Linked DNA regions of Homo sapiens: region 2 is linked to region 1. A link is an interaction called in ENCODE POLR2A ChIA-PET data of the cell type or tissue named here. Cell type or tissue: HepG2. All regions are shown on one strand. Links, peaks and the distances in the headings refer to the core of each region. The heading gives the core; the rest is flanking DNA. Region 1 has its middle 13 kb from the start of LINC02721. Region 2 holds the start of RCN1 (reticulocalbin 1).

Region 1 (5,379 bases), core at 290-5,289:
GGGATATGGATGAAGCTGGAAGCCATCATTCTCAGCAAACTAACACAGGAACAGAAAACCAAACACCGCATGTTCTCACTCATAAGTGGGAGTTGAACAATGAGAACACATGGACACAGAGAGGGGAACAACACACACCAGGGCCTGTTTGGGGGTTGGGGGTGAGGGGAGGGAACTTAGAGGACGGGTCAATAGGAGCAGCAAACCACCATGGCACACGTATACCTGTGTAACAAACCTACACGTTCTGCACATCTATCCCTTTTTTTTTTTTAGCAAAAAAAAAAGAGTAGTTATATAATTTCTTAGATGATATAAAAAAATTCAGTGCTGTAAAATAGATATTTGCTGCATCATTCAATATCAAATGTAAAGACACATAACAAAAAGTATAAAATACTCTAGACCTTTTTTAGGATCCTCTGTTGCAATCCATTATGATTTCTATGCATACTTGTGGCATTGCTGTATGTAACTTTTCTTTACATTTGCAAGTAGCCTTCTGAAAGTTTGTACATGCTTTCTTTTGTCATCTACTGGACAACCTCCCTCACCCAAATATCCACATATGAAATGTTTGTGTTCTAATAGTTTCATGTGTTCTTTATGTGTAGTTCTAATAGCTTTATGTGTTCTACCTGGCTTATACCAGAGACTGTATCTGAAATAATAAAGATAAATAATCTTTTTCAAAATTAGTTCATTCATTACTTCTGCTATCAGTTTAACTATTTGGTTTTTATATTTTATTCCTTAAAACTGTGTAACATTATTTGGTATCAATGTGCCATATTTTATTGAATTTTTGATAGTTTTTGCTAAGGAAGACAATTTTCCCTCCCTTCCTTCCTTGTTTCCTTCCTTCCTTCCTTCCTTCCTTCCTTCCTTCCTTCCTTCCTTTCTTTTTTTGAGACTGAGTCTCACTCTGTTGCCCAGGCTGGAGTGCTGTGGCACGATCTGGGCTCACTGCAACCTTTGTCTCCCGGGTTCAAGGCTGAGGGCCTGCCTCAGCCTTCCGAGTAGCTGGGACTACAGGCACGCACCACCACACCTGGCTAATTTTGTACTTTTAGTAGAGATGGGGTTTCGTCATGTTGGCCAGGCTGGACTTAAACTCCTGACCTCAAGTGATCCGCCCACCTTGGCCTCCCAAAGTGCTGGCATTACAGGCGGGAGCCATCATGCCCTGCCGGAAGACAATTTGCATCACTGCACTAGTAGTTTCCTGGATAATCTTCTCCCTAGATGTTGTCTTGTCAAAGCCGAGTCATGTATATTACGTGCACATGATATTGTTTCTCTTTATCATAGCATCTTTATCACTTTATATTATATATATTTCAAATCTTTGAATTCTTAACACCATTGAAGTGCATTTACCCTCTGTTTATTAGTATTATGTGATAAGTACTGCCAACCCATTCTAACATCTTTATTCTTCAGTTGACACTTTTTTTTCATCCCTGAAGAATTTGCAATATAGAGAAAACACAGAAACCATTAAGGTAGAATAATAAGGGGCGTGGTCGGTTTGACATTGGTAAGAATTTATGGGCCGGGCGCGGTGGCTCACGCCTGTAATCCCAGCACTTTGGGAGGCCGAGGCGGGTGGATCATGAGGTCAGGAGATCGAGACCATCCTGGCTAACAAGGTGAAACCCCGTCTCTACTAAAAATACAAAAAATTAGCCGGGCACGGTGGCGGGCGCCTGTAGTCCCAGCTACTCGGGAGGCTGAGGCAGGAGAATGGCGTGAACCCGGGAAGCGGAGCTTGCAGTGAGCCGAGATTGCGCCATTGCAGTCCGCAGTCCGGCCTGGGCGACAGAGCGAGACTCCGTCTCAAAAAAAAAAAAAAAAAAAAAAAAAATTTATGAATAAGTAATTTCTGAAAACTTCCTACCTGTACTGATAGTAGTTAAATACGATGGAAAGTTAAAATTCTTATGTATACATTTTGTAGACAAATTTCAAATAGAGTGTTCTATGGACAAAAATTCAAATTACATAGCCAAGTACCTCGATAGGGAAAAGAAAATCTAGTTTAATGTTTTCTTTTTCTCTTCCACTTTTTTCTCAAGTTATGTCTGACATAAATATTGAAATTAAATCCACATCCTAATTTAGCATTTTTTGCCTCCTGATTCTATCTTCTCCAAAAATATATTCAGTAGTCTAATTGATTGTCTTTGATTTCCTTCCATGTTTTCTGATTCTGAAATTAATTTTAAAAACTCCTTTGTAGTATCTGAGCAAAAAATCAATGGTATTTTATCTCGGAACTTACATGTACATAACATACAAAATATATAATTAACAGACTGCTAAATATTATCAAGCATTAATATTTTTATTAACAGGATATGCACAACAAGCAATTTCCATTATAGAACTAGCCAGATCACGAAGTGGTAATCTCTAATTTATGTGCATGTAATTCATTTTGTGGATTATCTGAGTGTATGTCATTTGATGGTGATTAATCTAATAATGAAAGTTCTTGTAGATTTAAACGAGGAATTCAGGAATAGCTTTTGGGTGCAGCGAACACAGCAGATAATGTGAAATGCAGTATGAAATATTAATTAGCCAGAGCTCTAACAACAATAGGGATTTAAAAAACATTTAAACACTCACCTACCAATAGATAAAGTGATTTCTTGTTTAGAAGTAAAAGTTATTTTCAGATGATGTTAGACATGTTGATTTCGAATACTGACTCATTTTTCCTTTGTAAATGGACTCTGAACAAAATATAGTAAACATCTTAAAACAAGACACTTTACTGCCATCTGCCGGGAAGTTGTAAGAAACATACAAATCGTCAATCTTTCCAATAAACAAAATAAAAATAAACATATAAAAATTATCACAATAATAAAGCATCTCTGATATGAACGGCACCTTGTTGAATGAGGAGTGCTTGTGCAGTGCCCAACATAGATCATCATGCCTAGATTTTACTATAGCTGCTTTCAAGTCTCTGTCAGAGAAGAGAAATTCCAGTTGGAGAAACATTCTTGAGGTCCAGTCTGGTGTTGCTCATTCATACTGTTGGTAGAAAACAGGGGAGGGGCCACAGTCTATAATTCAACTTCTGCAGAAGGCTGTCTACTCTCGTGAGTCAGACTGGGAGCTGGAGACTTTCATCACTTGCCCCAGGACAGAAGGCAGAATCTTCTCAAGGGTAAATCCATTGACTCTGCAGAAAGTGGGAGAAGGGGAGGAGTTAAACCCAGGAAAACTTTTTAAGGGAAAAAAGACTTGTCCCTTAAATTAGGGAGCTTGCAGATGAGCCAGAAGGATCCCTAAAGAACTTTAAGTGGAGGTAGGGGAGGGAGCTTTACGCATTTTGATTATAATTCTTCAGTGCAAACTCACAACTTCTTACTAGAAAGGGTGACATGAGCTCTGGCATGCTTTGCTTAGAAACAATGGTCAAGAATCCATTACTATTTTCTATTCCCAGAAGACAAATTCTCAGATGGAAAGGTGGTAAGACATCACCCTTATACACCCTCAGGTACTTGAGGTAAATCTTAAATGAGTCTGTATTTCTTGTGATGCAAATAGCAAAACTTAATATTAAACCAATAACTAATGCAGGGCTGAATGTCTTCCATTACCTCAGACAGTACCTGGCCCACAAGTGGCACTATCCCAAAGTGCTAAGTGAGCAATGATGATGTAGAATTAGGGAAACCAGAGAAGACTTCCAGGAGAAGGTGCTAGATCTTGACAAGGGGGCAGAATTGAGTTAGATCTCGACAAAGGGGCAGAACATTAGCAGGCAGAGACAGCAAGGAAAGGCCGCAGAGGTGTATATAGCCCTATGAAAAGCAAGACTCATAAAGTGGACAAAGAACTCGAACCATCGAGTGGACACTGGAGACAGGAGAATGTCAGGACAGCATGGTGACAGTGTATAGTGAGGAAGCTGAGATGTGGCAGGGGCCACAGTTTTGACACTGTGCATGGAAGCCAATTTGCAAGGGAGAATAATGATTGAATGGGAGAGGAGGGAAGGAAAACTAGAGAAGAGGAGGTTAGTTAAGCTACTCTCTCTCTTAATTTTTCAGTAAAGTAATATGTATATGTATATATTTCAAAGTGCACATAAATATATATAGCTTGATGAATAATTGATTTATTTACTTCTAACAACATAGATTAATTTTCAGATCTACTTTTTTGAAAAGGAGTTTTAAAAGATGGTAAAAGGAGAAAAATGGGATGGTAGCTTGAGTGGAAGCATCAATGGAAAGGAATTTTTAGGGCTGGTCTTGGTGGCTCACGCCTGTAATCCCAGCACTTTGGGAGGCTGAGTCGATTGCACTCTAGTCACCCAGGCTGGAGTGCAATGGCACGATCTTGGCTCACTGCAACCTCTGCCTCCCAGGTTCAAGCGATTATCCTGCCTCGGCCTCCCAAGTAGCTGGGATTACAGGTGCCCACCACCACACCCGGCTAATTTTTGTATTTTTTAGTAGAGACAGGGTTTCACCATGTTGGCCAGACTGGTCTCGAACTCCTGACCTTGTGATCCACCTGCTTCGGCCTCCCAAAGTGCTGAGATTGCAGGCATGAGCCACTGCGCCCAGCCCATAGACAGTTGTGAGCACGAACACTGAGCCAGACACACTCCCTAAGGTGTTATATGGTAATTCATTTGCTCCCCATAATAATGAGAAAGGCAATATTTATACGCCCATTTTACAGATAAAGAAATTAGCTGTGGGACTTATGGAAGTTAACTTTTTGATGTTTCAGTTTCCTTATCTATAAAATGCTAGCATTTAGAACATTGATAAGATTCATAGAGCCCATTCATTAGTTCAGCAAATTTTACCGAGCCCCTACTATGTGCCAGGCACTATTCTAGGCACTGGAGAAAGAGCAGGAAAAATGTTTTATTAGAAATACATTATATATATATATGGTTGGTGCAAAGGTAATTGCAATTTCAGACCATGAATTTGAAATCATTATAACTAGGCTCAAACACATCTTTATTCGTAAGAATAGGAACCATTACAATCAACACATTTTTACCAATGAGAAATGTTTGCTTATTGCTGTAGTGTAAAAATCCATACTTCAACATTTGAACTCTTGGAAAGCATTTTCTGCATCCTGCTGGTTGTGGAAGCGTTTTCCTTGCAAAAAGTTGTCGAGATGCTTGAAGAAGTGGTAGTCAGTCGACGAGAGGTCAGGTGAATATGGCGGATAAGGCAAAACTGTGTAGCCCAATTCCTTCAACTTTTGTTCAAAGTGTTGGTTGTGTGACATACGGCTGGGCATTGTCGTGGAGAGGAATTGGGCTCTTTCTGTTGACCAGTGCCGGCTGCAGGCATTGCAGTTTTTGGTGCAGCTCATCGATTT
Region 2 (5,379 bases), core at 315-5,314, 1.7 Mb after region 1:
CAGGCTTCTTCCCCCAGGAAATCATAGCCAGACACAGCAGAATTCTTTTAACATTGTGCAGTGTTGAGCCCAGTTATGTGCCAAGCACTGCTCTGATCCTGGGGACACAGTGGAGACATGCCAGTGGGTTACCCAACGCCAACTGGGAAACATAATCTCAGGGTAATGACATCAGACTCTACAATCCTCTTTTGTGGAAAGGACAGCATCTAATCTATGCCAAATAAACATCTAGGACATAGCTCAGCCTGACAAATATTAGGGACTCAATAAATATTTGTTGTAAGAATAAATAAGATCTTAACCTTCTCTTTAACAATGTCAAGGGAGATCCTGGGAAAGGCAGCTAGGATGGAGATGAAGCCTAGCACTTTCATCAGAACACCTGGATCCCCGTCCTGCCTCTGGTCCCCATTATCTGCGTGATCTTGGGCAAGTGTCTTGACTCTCTGAGTTTCCCCATCTGTAAACTGAACACCTACTTCACAAGGAATGTTGTGAGGAATAAAGGAGAGAATGCATGCTTTTCCTCACTAAAGACAATAATCTAGATCAGTGGCTGATGGTAGCTGCTACACAGTAGCCATTCGGGTGTTTGTTGCATGAATAAATGAATGAAGTTAAGGTGTTGATGCAAGGAGCAAACCCAGACCAACTCCATCATCATTTGTTCTCAACACCAACAGGTAACAGAATGAGCAAAACCTTTTGATGGGACCTATGGCCACTTGGAGGTACCCTGCTAGCCGCCAAATAGGGCTGGCCGACTCTGCTGCAGACGATGACTGACACATGGGAATAAAGGTGTCAAGAGAAGCCAGATATGGGGGTCTGTATGTGAAACCATTCAAACTTTAAACGTGGGCAAGTAATTTACACTGTGTCGCATATTTATGAATGCATGCAGCCTACGGGTTCCCACTTTGCAACCTCTGGTCCAGGTGTCTTTAGGGGCCTTAGAGCTGTCACATTTTCAGGACTGACAGGTGATGGTGACAAAGTTGCCTAGATCCAGCCACACTCATTCCTCCTCAGCCCAATCTTGGAGGGGACCACTGAAACAGAAGCTTTGGACAGAGGGGCAGCTTCTCACACTCAGCCCCATCCCAAACAGGACCCATAATTTCCAGCACCTCCTACCCCGCCTCTACCCCACATTTAACCTACAAGTGAATGGTGCATCCATCACCCATCTGGTGGCTAAGGCCAGAGACCCGGATGTCCCCTTGATTCCTACCTCTCTCTTCTCCCCCTCATTGAGTCAAGAGCAAGAGCTGCCAGTTCTGCCTCCCACTGGTGTCTAGATTCATCCCCTCCTGGAATCCGGAGAGACCAAGCCCCTTTGGCATTCACCTCCTCTCCCTGCCACTGGTCTAGTCTGTGCCTTGATTATGTTCTCTGTGTACTGCCCTCCTGCCAGCCTGACTTTCCCAATGAGTTTTGGGGATTATGACATTTTGACAATGTACAGGATAACATCTCATGTCCATCTCACCAAGGTCCTTCCTGCTCTGCCCTTGGTTTCCCCTCCATTCTCACCTCTCACTTCCCTTCCCTGCCCCTTTGCAGACTCACCACCCCTCATGCCCCAGAACGCTTTTCAAACCCTTTAGAAATGGGCTGTTTTCTCTTCAGGAAGGCCTTCCCCTGCTGTACACCTGGCAACCTCCAAGTCATCCTACAAACTCTGATCAGGTGACAGCCCCAATCCCCTCTCTCTAACCTGCAGCCTTGGCGGCTCCTTCTCCTGAATGTGCTCACAGTAGGTTTTATAGGCCATCATTGCAGCAATTGTGCATAATGGCTAGTTTGTCTGTGCTTCTCTCCTCCACATTTGCTTACAAGCACTTCGACGCCCAGAGCATAAGGTTTCATCTTTGTACCTGCCAGTTATCTAAACTGGGGCCTGGTACACAGTAGCCATTCAAATGTTTGTTGCATGAATAAATGAATGAAGTCAAGGTGTTGATACAAGGATCAAATCCAGACCAACTTCACCGTCACTTTTTCTCACTACTAGGCTGAACTGTCACAATGAAGGCATTAACTGGAAGCTGCATGACCACACCTTATAAAGTTTTCCAAATCCCAAAACCTCTCCCTGCCTCCTCTCCAGTGACAATGTGGCTGCCACTCAGGGCTCCAGGATAAATCAGTCTCCAAGTGCCTCAAAGCAATACAATAGACTGAACTCATCAATGGCCCCTATTGTTAAGTCCTAACTGAGAAGAGAAAGTACTCTGCAAGATAAAAGGTAATTGTTTGGAGGTGACTTTGAAGTTCAAAGGTCTTTTTATCAGAGCAGGCAAATGGTGCACCTACACAATAGGTATAATTTATCCTCATATTCCAATGAAACACTTTGGCCTTTGGAGGCCCCCAGGAGCACAGGGATGGCTGTGTTCTCTTTCATGTGGCAGAACATGAAGATCCTCCACCCCCAGGAATCAGGTTCAGGGAGATCTGAGACCTGGTGCCCAATAGGCAGGACTGCTGGTTTCTTCCCCAGCCCTGCCTCCATCTGGGACCAGGCTGCCTGCTGGGTCCTCTGTGCAAGGACCACCAGATACCTCCGCACAGTGCCCAAGTGTTTCCTCAGGGGACCCGGGGAGGGTGTACTAAAATGCGCCGAAGTTTTGTTTCCCGGGTTTGGTTCCTGACTCAACTGCCTTTAACAGCCCAAGTCAAAATCCTCCACCACCAAGAGAACCCTCCAGCTTTTTGCCCCCCAAACAAATCAGTTGCCAAAGAACTGAGTGCTTCTGCAGACATCTGCTGCCAACAGAAACGTTTCAGGCGAACCGTTTCCATTCCTGCTCCCTCGTGTTTCCAATCGGAAACTGCGTGTCCCTTTTCAACCGGATTTTTGTATCCCTACACTAGATTTTATTTTATTTTTATTTTTATTATTTTTGAGATGGAGTCTCACTCTAGCCCCGGCTGGAGTGCAGTGGCGCAATCTCGGCCCACTGCTACCTCCGCCTCCCGGGTTCAAGCGATTCCCCTGCCTCAGCCTCCCAAGTAGCTGGGATTACAGGCGTGTGCCACGACGCCCGGCTAATTTTTGTATTTTTAGTAGAGACGGGATTTCGCCGTTTGGTCAGGCTGGTCTCGAACTCCTGACCTCAGGTGATCTCCCCACCCCTCCCCCCGCCTCGGCCTCCCAAAGTGCTGGGATTACAGGCGTGAGTCACCGCGCCCAGACTCCTTACGATAGATTTACAGGGCGATTAGGCAAAAGGCAAGACCACTGCGGCCGAGACCAGGAAGCAAGCCTGTCGCTCGCCTGCCCCTTCATCTTTTATCCATTTATGTTCATCCCTGAGATTTTCTTAGCGAGTGTCTCAAGCCCTTCTCCCCGGGAGTGGGGGATCAGAGAGAAACTGCGAGAGAGTGGGGAGGAACTCATGGCACTAACAGGCCACTGTGGACAAACTCTTCTTTTGTGCACTCTCCCCTCCCTTCTGATGCAACCTGGGGGAGGGGGCGGGCCCTCGCCGTCCTGGCTCCCGCGGCCGCTGCCACGTTCTCGCCTCCCCGCGAGAAACCACCCCGGCCGGGGCGCGGCGGCGGCGATCTCCAAGCTGGGGTCCCGGGGCCCTCCAGCAAGTTAGCCTGAGCCCCAGCGCCGAGTTGGGCAGGGCCCCATCCTCGAGGCCGCGCGCGCGATTTCGCTTTCGCTTTGGCGGTGGTATCCCGCGTGGCTCTCGCCCAGGCGGCCCTCGGACACCTGCGCCGCCCCCCACGGGGCCCTGGCCGCGGCCTCACCCTAGCCTCTCCTTGCTCTCGTCCGGGGTGAGCTGGTCGAAGGTCTTGGAGTCCTCCTTGCCCAGGAAGGCCTCGTGGTCGTACTGGAAGCTCTGGTTGTCCTCAGGGGGCCGCTCGCCCAGCTCCGAGTCGGGCCGCACCACGCGCTCTTTGCGCACCGTGGGCTTGGCCCGCAGAACCCGCGGCGCCAGCACCAGCGCCAGCAGCAGCCCCAGGGCTAACCCCAGGCGGCGGCCGCGGCCACCGCGCGCCATCGTCCCGAGGAGAGGGCGGCCGAGAGGGAGACGCTGAGCGAGCGACAACAGCGGCAGCTCGGGAATGGGGACTCGGAGCGCGGCGGCAGCGACAGGGTTGGGGCCGGCGCGGAGGAGGGGACTGGCCAGTCCCTCCGCCAGTGCCCGCCCCGAGCCGGAGCAGAGGGGCGCGCCTGGGCCTCGGGCTGGGAAGCTGCGGGCGGCCCCGCTCGCGCGCCCATTGGTCGCTGAGCTGCCGGGGGAAGCCGGGGCCGCGGAGCCACGTCGCCAGCTGGGGTGGTGGGCGCGGGGCTCGTGTTTCGCCTCGGCCCCTCCCCGCGATCTTGTTGCTAGGGGCGGGCCCGGGCGAACTGGGCTAGGGACTGGAGGGCTCGGAGGAGGATTGGGAAGTTCTTTGTCAAGCAACAGATGTGCAGGATAAAATTCCCTCTGACTTCCTACAGTTCCGGGAAAACTGTAAGGAAGGAGACGTTGCCCTTCCTCAACTTCCAACTGAGACCCCGAATCTCAGCCCTAGACCCTGCTCTAAGATGTGCTCTCAAACCCAATTCAACCCCATTTAGTAAAATTTGGAGTCTGGTTACAAACGCGAGCCTGGAAGGAGACCAAGACGGGCGAAGTCCCCTAGAAACGAGGGTCGTACTGTCAGTCGTCAAGGAGGGTCAAGCGGGGAACTTCTATATGACCAAGAGTCCCTCTAAAGGGAGCGGTACTGTGCGTTCCAGCTGCCAGGGGAACGCAGGCCCCACGCTGATAGATAGTCCTGTTTCCCAAATGAAATCAATCAGGATTTTAGATTTTTATGTTTTATTTCTAAATGTTGGTAACTCATTTTACAAAAGCACTAGTTGGATCCAATCTTACCTGTATTCAGTTGGTAATGCTACCAATACAGATATCTGTCCCATCAAACTTTCTGCAATGATGGAAATGCCCTCTATCTGGTCTGGCCTGTAGGTAGTGGCTGTTGAGCACTTGATGTGTAGCTTAGTGTAAGTGAGGCACTGAAATTTTAATTTAAATCTAAACTTAAAGAGCCACACGGGACTAATGGCTACCGTATTGGACGGTGAGGTCTCGAGCAGTCTCAGCCTTTTGACACTCATTGAAAGCCATGATCCTCTTCCAGAAAAATGCACATACAGCTACTGACACGGGTGCTTGATTAAAGAGTCGGAGGATTCATGGATCTTTTGAAGCCCCACCTATGAGCCCCAGGTTAAGAATCCCTAGAAGGCCGGGCACGGTGGCTCATGCCTGTAATCCCGGCACTTTGGGAGGCGGAGCCAGGTAGATCACTTGAGGTCAGGAGTTCGAGACCAGCTTGGCCAACATGGTGAAACACCGTCTCTACTAA

The links. Peaks named below come from ENCODE experiments on the same cell type or tissue, not always from the same donor. Only the 100,000 strongest peaks of a DNase experiment are listed, where the experiment ranks them.
Region 2: POLR2A ChIA-PET joins it to region 1 with 6 read pairs; 1 of 35 experiments calls an interaction of 5 or more read pairs at or near these places.

What each region holds. Positions count from the first base shown.
Region 1 is chr11:33,833,047-33,838,425 of GRCh38, reverse strand. No RefSeq gene overlaps it. Among named protein-coding and RNA genes, the nearest start is that of LINC02721, 13 kb to the right of the region's middle. In HepG2, for the core only: a CTCF peak has its summit at 2,796 (motif pointing left); a DNase peak (open chromatin) is centred at 2,765; H3K27me3 peaks cover 539 bases.
Region 2 is chr11:32,089,840-32,095,218 of GRCh38, reverse strand. It overlaps RCN1 (reticulocalbin 1), which reads right to left and starts at 4,145. Exons shown (of 6, transcript NM_002901.4): 1 at 3,769-4,145. The coding sequence starts at 4,022. RefSeq lists an enhancer at 2,211-2,932 and a silencer at 3,401-4,430. In HepG2, for the core only: no CTCF peak of the experiment used is centred there; a DNase peak (open chromatin) is centred at 2,308; H3K4me3 peaks cover 1,529 bases; H3K27me3 peaks cover 980 bases.